Linked DNA regions of Homo sapiens: region 1 is linked to region 2. A link is a contact called in ENCODE Hi-C or POLR2A ChIA-PET data. All regions are on one chromosome and are shown on one strand. The core of a region is the stretch at or near the end of the contact, and the rest is flanking DNA. Distances in the headings are between cores, read along the strand shown.

Region 1 (3,834 bases), core at 1,070-3,569, 37 kb before region 2:
TGCTTCCAATGTTCAGCATTTAGGCATCCTCAGAGTGAAATCTCTGAATACATCACTAATCATTTCCTTAGAAGTTACTCTTAGAAGTAGAGTAACAGAGAGACAAAGGGTTGACACATTGCTTCTTGTTTGGTCCCCAGGCCTTCCAGGGAAAACAGCCCACTGAGTCATCTTAGCATTTGCATTTCTCTCAAGCTCCTTTGGCTGAATTTTCCCAGTCTGCATCTCTAACATGTCTAACTGAATGACTGATACATATCAATGCATATCCCAGGACCCTCTACTGATCTTGTTTGATCCTTAGTTCAAACCTTTGTTTTTTCCACACAGTAGCTTTCTGATCAACGGACAAAGTAACCTTTTCTCCAGAAAGTTTGGAGTATGGAGCCTGTACCTCCAAATCTCAAACCCTCCTACTGCTAAGACTACTCACCTGGGATGGTGTCAGAGATAAAATGTTGGGGTACTCAGCCCTCTACCCCATTTCATGATGCTAACACTTAATTTACTTAGCATCATCCTGTTTCTTTTCTTTTTTTTCTTTATATATATATATAGATATATATATATTTTATTATACTTTAAGTTCTAGGGTACATGTGCACAACGTGCAGGTTTGTTACATATGTATACATGTGCCATGTTGGTGTGCTGCACCCATTAACTCGTCATTTACATTAGGTATATCTCTTAATGCTATCCCTCCCCGCCACCCCCTGCCCGCCCCCATTCCACAACAGGCCCCGGTGTGTGATGTTCCCCATCCTGTTTCTTTTTGTGAAACCAAGGTTTCAGTGGGACTACATGCTGGTAGTTTTTGAAATAGGAATGTTGCCTGAGTGGAACAGTAGCTGCTTAGGATTATTCCCTAGGTCATAGAGCTTGTCTACATTGTACCGTCAGGAAGAATGAGGTTACAAAGCAGAATTCAAGAAGAGTGACACCTTCACTGTGAGAGCACAAAAGCCATCCAAGAAGATGGCTTCAACCATTTGCTTATTTACCCTACAAGTAACTAAGCTCAAACTGCATCTATTAAGCCATATGAATCCCATTACATATTAAATGTTTGGTCAGTTCTCAAGAAGGCACTGCTACTCAGGAGGCTGGGGCAGGAGGCTTGCTTGAGCCCAGCTATTCAAAGTTACAGTGAGCTATGATTATGCCACGGCACTCCAGCCTGGGCAACAGAGTGAGATCCTGCTCTGGAAATACAGAGATTAAACAAATAATAATAAGGTGCTGGATAAGATGCAGATAAAACCAAAGAGCTTATCAGGGGTGGGTGGGTGGGCTCACACCTGTAATCCCAGCACTTTGGGAGGCCGAGGCAGGCAGATCATGAGCTCAGGAGATCGAGACCATCATGGCTAACATGGTGAAACCCCGTCTCTACTAAAAATACAAAAAAATTAGCCGGGCGTGGTGGTGGGTGCCTGTAGTCCCAGCTACTCAGGAGGCTGAGGCAGGACAATGGCATGAACCCGGGAGGCGGAGCTTGCAGTGAGCCAAGATCATGCCACTGTACTACAGCCTGGGCTACTGAGTGAGACTCCATCTCAAAAAAAAAAAAAAAAAAAAGAGATAGCTTATCAGGGGTGCCTTCAGCATTCTGGACAGGACAATCCTTCATTAAGTGGGACCCTCCCACTCCCAACTACTGAAAGGTATTTAGCATCCCACACCCTCAGGACATTAAATCCTGATATACACACCCCTCATCATCATGACCACTGAAAATGTTCCCACACATTTCAAAACACCAGAGGAGAGGGATGACACCATTCCCCACTGACAACTTCTGTGTCTACTTAGTGGGATGGAATTCACATTCAGGAAATGACAGAAAACAATACTGATCTGGAGGTGGAACTGTGAGATAAAAGCTGTAAGTATCATTAAGTGGTCAAAGGCGATCCAAAAGAGTAGAGCAAGTTTTGATAAGAACAGGAGATGGAGACTTGTAACCTTCCCCAGAATCCAGTCCAGGGTTAAAGTCTGCCATGAAATGCCTTCTCATCAACACCCTGGATTTCCCCTACTTAAGCTGATTACATGAACTAATACAAGGAAACCACCGAACTCGGTGAGCAGCACATCCTACACACTTGGCAATGCCAACTTTTAAAACACAGGTATTGTTCCTGTCCTCCTGCTCAGGGCAAGCGTTCTTGCCATGTGGGCATCCAGGGAGGGCAGAACAGTGACAGCCCTGGTGAGCATGAAGGGCACTGCTGGCCTTCCCCTGCCGGGCTTCTCCAGAGGACTCAACCATAGGCCCCACCCATTCACTGCTGGACTGAGGAGATCTGACCCCTGTCTAGTTCCTTCCCGCCTGTGTCAGCTGTGGTCAAAGGGCCATTGTTCCCGGAAGGCCAGTGTGTTTTAGCCATCTAGGAACAATGCCCCTTGTTGATCCTCTGTGCTCCAGTTGAATAAGGTCATAGACTGTTTTCAACCTTAGTCACAATCAATATCATCACCTTTTATTGTATAGTGTTGGCATTGATATGTTTTCTGATAACATCTATATGCTCAGGTGAGACTGAAAAGGTCGGTGAATGAGCCATCTTTTATGGATCCTGTTCGAAATTTATTAATGACACAGTATACACTAAGTATTATATGGGACCTGATTCTCAAACTTATGGAGCTTATTTAAAGTACAAAGTGATCACTTTAAAATGCAGTTTTCTGGGCCTCTCAAATTCTGATTCAGTAAGTTGTGGGGGCATGAACCTGCAAATTAACCATCCCCACATGTTTCTGATACAGGTGATCCATGGGTATGCTTTGTGAAACACTGCCACAGAATGATAGTAAACTGAATTTAAAATGAGCATCTTCTTCTTGATGTTTTATATTCTATCTCCTTGAAATGGATCTTTCACTAGCAAAATAAACATTAAGTAAAAGTCCAATGGAAACAAGAAATCAACTTAATTATGAAAGAAAATTAGAGTCCCTGCTGTAAGGCTCATATATAGACATGATAAGCCTATGCAACTGAAAGTTTAATTTATGTGTATATAAAATTTACATTTTAGTCTGCATAAGAGAGTGGCTAAACAGAAAATGATTATTTATGTCAAAGCATACTGAATGTAATTATACAACCTTATATTTGAATATGCTCTACTAATTTTTCAGTATTTCTTACTTAATCTTCATGAAAGAATTATCTTATCTTACAATCTGATGACCTGTATTAGACTGGCATGAAAATTAAGGCATGAAAAGTTTATGCAACATGTTTAAAGGTCAATACAAGGACCTAAACATCCAGAAGGTGATGACATTTTCTGCTAGATTAGAAATGTCAAATAGGTTTCATGCCACATGCCAATTCACACAGACCAGTAGAGTACTAAGAAAGCCAGCCCAGGGGAAGGATGTGGTGATAAATTAGTAATAAATAGACTGGCTCGTCTGGCAGGTAAAAAAAAATGGTGGCATCTGTGCCACACCTCATGCTAGATATGCCAACTCTCAGAGTATTTAGCAGCACTTAAAATACTCACAATTACCACTACTCTCATTCTTTCACTCAACAAATATGAATAAGCATCCACTATATGCCAGCCACTAGACATATACCAACAGACTGCTATCAAGGGGGTCAATGTCATGCAATAAGGTGGTTTCTAACCTAAGGCTTTCTCTGACAAAATGAGATTTAAGGGGGAACTAAAGAAATAATTAAAGTCAACAATTTGAAAAAAGAGAGAGGAAAGTGGAAGTGAATGCTATCTCAGAGAAACCAAAACTAAGCCACCATGACTGGATTGAAGAGGGGGAACACGGAGGGCTGGGGATTAGTGGGCAACTGCCAGG
Region 2 (3,976 bases), core at 251-2,750:
ACACTACTGGTGGGAATGTAAATTGCAACTGCTATAGAAAGCAAGATAGAAATTTCTCAAAAAGTTAAAAACTACCATATGACCCAGTGATCCCACTTGTGGGTATATATCCAAAAGAACTGAAATCAGGATCTTGAGGAGATACCTGCATGCTCATGTTTATCACAACATTATTCACAACAGCCATGATATGGAAACAATACAGAGGTCCATCAACAGATGAATGGATAAAGAAAAATGTGGTACCGTAGGAAGATGTTGAATGTTTCCAACACAAAGAAATGACAAATGTTTCCGATGATGAATATGCTAATTACCCTGATCTGATCACACCACATCATATGTATTGAAATCTCACTATGTATCCCATAAGTACATGTAATTATTATATGTCAATTAAAAGAATAAACATTTTAAAAGGAAAATGTGGTGTATATATATATATATATATATAAAACAAAGTATTACTCAGCCTTAAAAAAGAGGAAAATTCAACCATGTGAAACAACATAGACGTGGAAGACGTTATGTTAAGTGAAATAAGTCAGTCACAGAAGGACAAATACTACATGATTACCAGGGAACGGGGGTGGATATGGGCAGCTGTTGTTCTATAGATATGAAGTTACATACAAAACAAAATGAGTAAGTTCCATACATAGTACAACATAGTGTACAATATAGTGCCTATAGTTAACAATAAGACATTATGCACTTAAAAATTTAAGAAGGTATATCTGGGCCAGGCACAGTGGCTCACGCCTACAATTCCAACGCTTTATAAGGCTATGGTGGGTGGATCACATGAGGCCAGGAGTTCGAGACCAGCCTAGGCAGCCTAGCAAGACCCCATCTCTATAAAATAAAAAAATTAGCCAGGCATGGTGGTGCACACCTGTAGTTACTTGGGAAGCTGAGGCAGGAGGATCCCTTGACCCCAGGAGTTCCAGGCTGCAGTGAGCTATGATGGTGCCACTGCATTCCAACCTGGGCGACAGTGAGATGCTGTTTCAAAAATAAATAAACTTTAAAAAGAGGGTATATCTCACATTAAGTGTTCTTACCCCCGTCACCCTCCTCCCCCCACACACAAAGGACACAGGAAACTTTTGGAGGTGATAGATATGTTTATTATCTCGACTGTGGTGGTGGTAATACAATACAAGTGTATACATATGTCCAAACTCATCAAATTGTATACATTAATTATGTGAAGGTTTTTGTATACAAATTATATCTCAATAAGGCTAGGGAAAAAACAAAAGCAAGAAAGCTATGGCCCAAGCATAAATACATTTCCAATACCTTCTGAAAGGCTTTTTAAGTTCCACAGAAAATCAAAACAGAAATAAAGGAAAGAAGTATAACTGTTCATGTTAACACATGTTTCTGATCTTCCCAGAGCTGTTTTACTCCCAGAGCCCTAGCCCCATTCACATCCTGCCTGAGCTATGTCCACTACAGCACCAACCTCAGCGGCATCTGCCTTGCCTCTTCCTTTCCCTCTGGCATCACTTCCCATGTTAGAGAGAGTGGAACCTACAGACACTTTCCCAGCAAAAGTCAAGCAGGAGATGGGAACCACACCAACCACCTAACACTGTATTACTCGGCCCCAGCTTCTGATCCATGAGGTACCCACTGAGAAGACAGGTAATGGATGTGCTGAGGCAGCTCACCCTGCAGGTGAGACCCAACTTCTTTAAACACAATGGCCAGTTCATCCTCATTATAGACCCAACAGTAAATCTCTCAGAGAATGTCATAACTGTGACCTCCACACAGGCATCATATACTGAGGTCTCTTGTGAAAAGCCAGCAACCTCTGAAGCCCCTGATCGAGTACACTCATCTCAGAGTCACCCTTGTCCCCACTTTCCTCCCAGCAGCCACCACAGCTGCCACTGGAGGAGCACGCCCCTTTTGGCAGAATAGCCAAATTCCATAAATGCCACCCTTTCTTCTCATCCCCCTCCAAAAGCAGGGGGAGTCCCATAATAGATAGAATATTTCATTCATGCTCTGTCTGAAGAACAATTTTTCCCATAGAAAAGCTGGGCACGTGAATTCTCAACCAGATGAGGGGCCTATTCATAACAATCTCAAATGACTAATGACAAAGCTGTTGTCTGTCTCATAATAGCTCACAAATTTTTTGAATCAGAAAATCATCTATGTCATAAGTGCAACCCTTATTTCCGGAGAGCACTTTTGATGTCACCCATTGCACCACATGTATATACATAAGCTTCTGCCAATAGAAGTGTGTTAAAGAATCCAAATTATAATTACCACATGCTAAGTGCCAACACCATGGTGGCAAAAGAAAAGAATGTGAAACAATGGTTGTCCTATGGGCAAATAATCTAAATCCACTTGGAAACTGTAAGTATTTGGCTCTTCCTTGGCTCTTTTATCCTGTCATCTATAAATACTGCATAGAGCTGGGACTTAAAGCCCTGGGAGTGAACTAGTTCTAGGCAAGATCAGAAACTGGTAGTATCTACAAAGAACAGTGATAGTTTTCCTTTTCATAAAAAAGGTTTAGTTTCTTTGGCTGGCCCTCAGAATTCAGAGGAGTCTTTTGGAAGACTCAGGCTGCTTCCGTTAAGCTAGGGGTAACTTGCTTGGGCTGGAGCTTTAAAAGTGCACTTGTGGCAGAGGCAACAACTGTGATGATCAACGGGGATGACACAGCTCAGGAAAACCCAATCTGGGTGATGGTCAGTTAATTTGTCATCTTCTGCATGGTTCCCTCTTAGCAATAAAAACCCTTGTCTATGTCTTTAATGGACATAGCTCCTACAGTTCATTTCACTACCATATACATTAGGAACAAGAAGACAGATTTGGAGAGCATGAAGAAGACATAAAAAAAGTATAGAGAAAGGCAGGAGTAGCTAATTAAACAACAACAACAACAAAAGGTCCCTTTCCTAACGTGCAAGAATTCGTAATTTATTCATATTTAGTCCTTTTAAGAAACCCAACAAACAACCAGGCATCTCTGCAGTACTGTCCTTCCTCTTAATTTTAATGCAACCTCAAAATAATATAAAAAATTACCCCTAGATTGTTTGTGGCTTTAATAACAAGAGAGAAAGGAACTTTCTATATTTAGGAAACCTCTGAATCTGATTTCCTCAAAGGTTCATAGAGTAATAACAGGCCAACGCTTTTAAGTGGAAAGCAATTTCTCTGTTTTGCACACAGCCCTGCACATGCAAGGGGAAGTATCTTGGGCAAGCTTCCATAGCAATCAGCATGAAAGCAGAGAGGCTTTCCTTTCCTTTCCTTTCCCAGTGGTGAAGTTACAGCTATTAAAGGGCTGCTACTGCACAGAGCTGCGAAGCTTGTGAAGGGGACTTCTGTTATCTAATCAGCGCCAGGGCCAGAAATGACCATGTTGGTTACTACACAATGACTAAGTGTTCCAGTAAGCTAGAAGGAAGGACTGGTATTTGACAGAGGATACATGTAACGTTCAGAAAAGACAAGAAGCAACTGAGCTTATCACCTCAAGGAGCAGATCATGAAATAATCCAAGGTCAGTTAGCCTATAGTAAAAGAACCACTCTGCTCTTCTAAAACTGCTTAATTTTTGCAGAGACCTGCTATCAGAAAGGCTAACAATAGCTTTTTACCTGTTCTCTGATGGTCTGAGCTTGAATGCTTTGTGGAAGCATTTATGAGGGATCAAAACCACAAATACAGCCCCGCTCCCTTTGCGGTATTTATGTCCAGTCTCTTTAGCCTGCGGGAATGCCCTTTGTGGGTGGTCAAGGACAAATGGCATTAAAACCTATTAATTCAGCTTTTCATGTAAGAAGACTTAATGTGTCAGCTGCATTTTAATCTAAGGATTATATGCTTACCCTTGGAAAATTCTTTCAGGAACATCAATAAGGATTTTTTTCTACAATTTTTATTTTTTATCACAAGGCCCAATTATCATTTATAAATTTATTGGTATTTT

Evidence for each region. Hi-C counts contacts between places; a loop is a spot of excess contacts on that map. ChIA-PET counts read pairs that join two places held with the same protein, here RNA polymerase II (POLR2A). Pooled maps may share reads with other maps.
Region 1: a pooled map shows a loop between it and region 2 (5-fold over the local background). The contact joins two enhancer-like sites. A Hi-C loop is called at or near these places in 1 of 168 maps with a recorded cell type or tissue (Caco-2), 1 of 37 single-sample maps with no recorded cell type and 2 of 50 pooled maps. POLR2A ChIA-PET finds 5 or more read pairs at or near these places in 7 of 52 experiments (AG04450, CD8-positive, alpha-beta memory T cell, H1 and 3 more).

Annotation. Positions count from the first base shown.
Region 1 is chr10:50,536,897-50,540,730 of GRCh38, forward strand. The region is part of intron 2 of SGMS1 (sphingomyelin synthase 1); the gene reads right to left. Among named protein-coding and RNA genes, the nearest start is that of SGMS1, 85 kb to the right of the region's middle. RefSeq lists a silencer at 1,653-1,947 and an enhancer at 1,940-2,149. Within about 2 kb of position 2,320, at least 5 of the 41 ENCODE cell types and tissues checked have a DNase peak (open chromatin) inside an H3K27ac peak, as active enhancers do.
Region 2 is chr10:50,574,532-50,578,507 of GRCh38, forward strand. The region is part of intron 2 of SGMS1 (sphingomyelin synthase 1); the gene reads right to left. Among named protein-coding and RNA genes, the nearest start is that of SGMS1, 47 kb to the right of the region's middle. Within about 2 kb of position 1,501, at least 4 of the 41 ENCODE cell types and tissues checked have a DNase peak (open chromatin) inside an H3K27ac peak, as active enhancers do.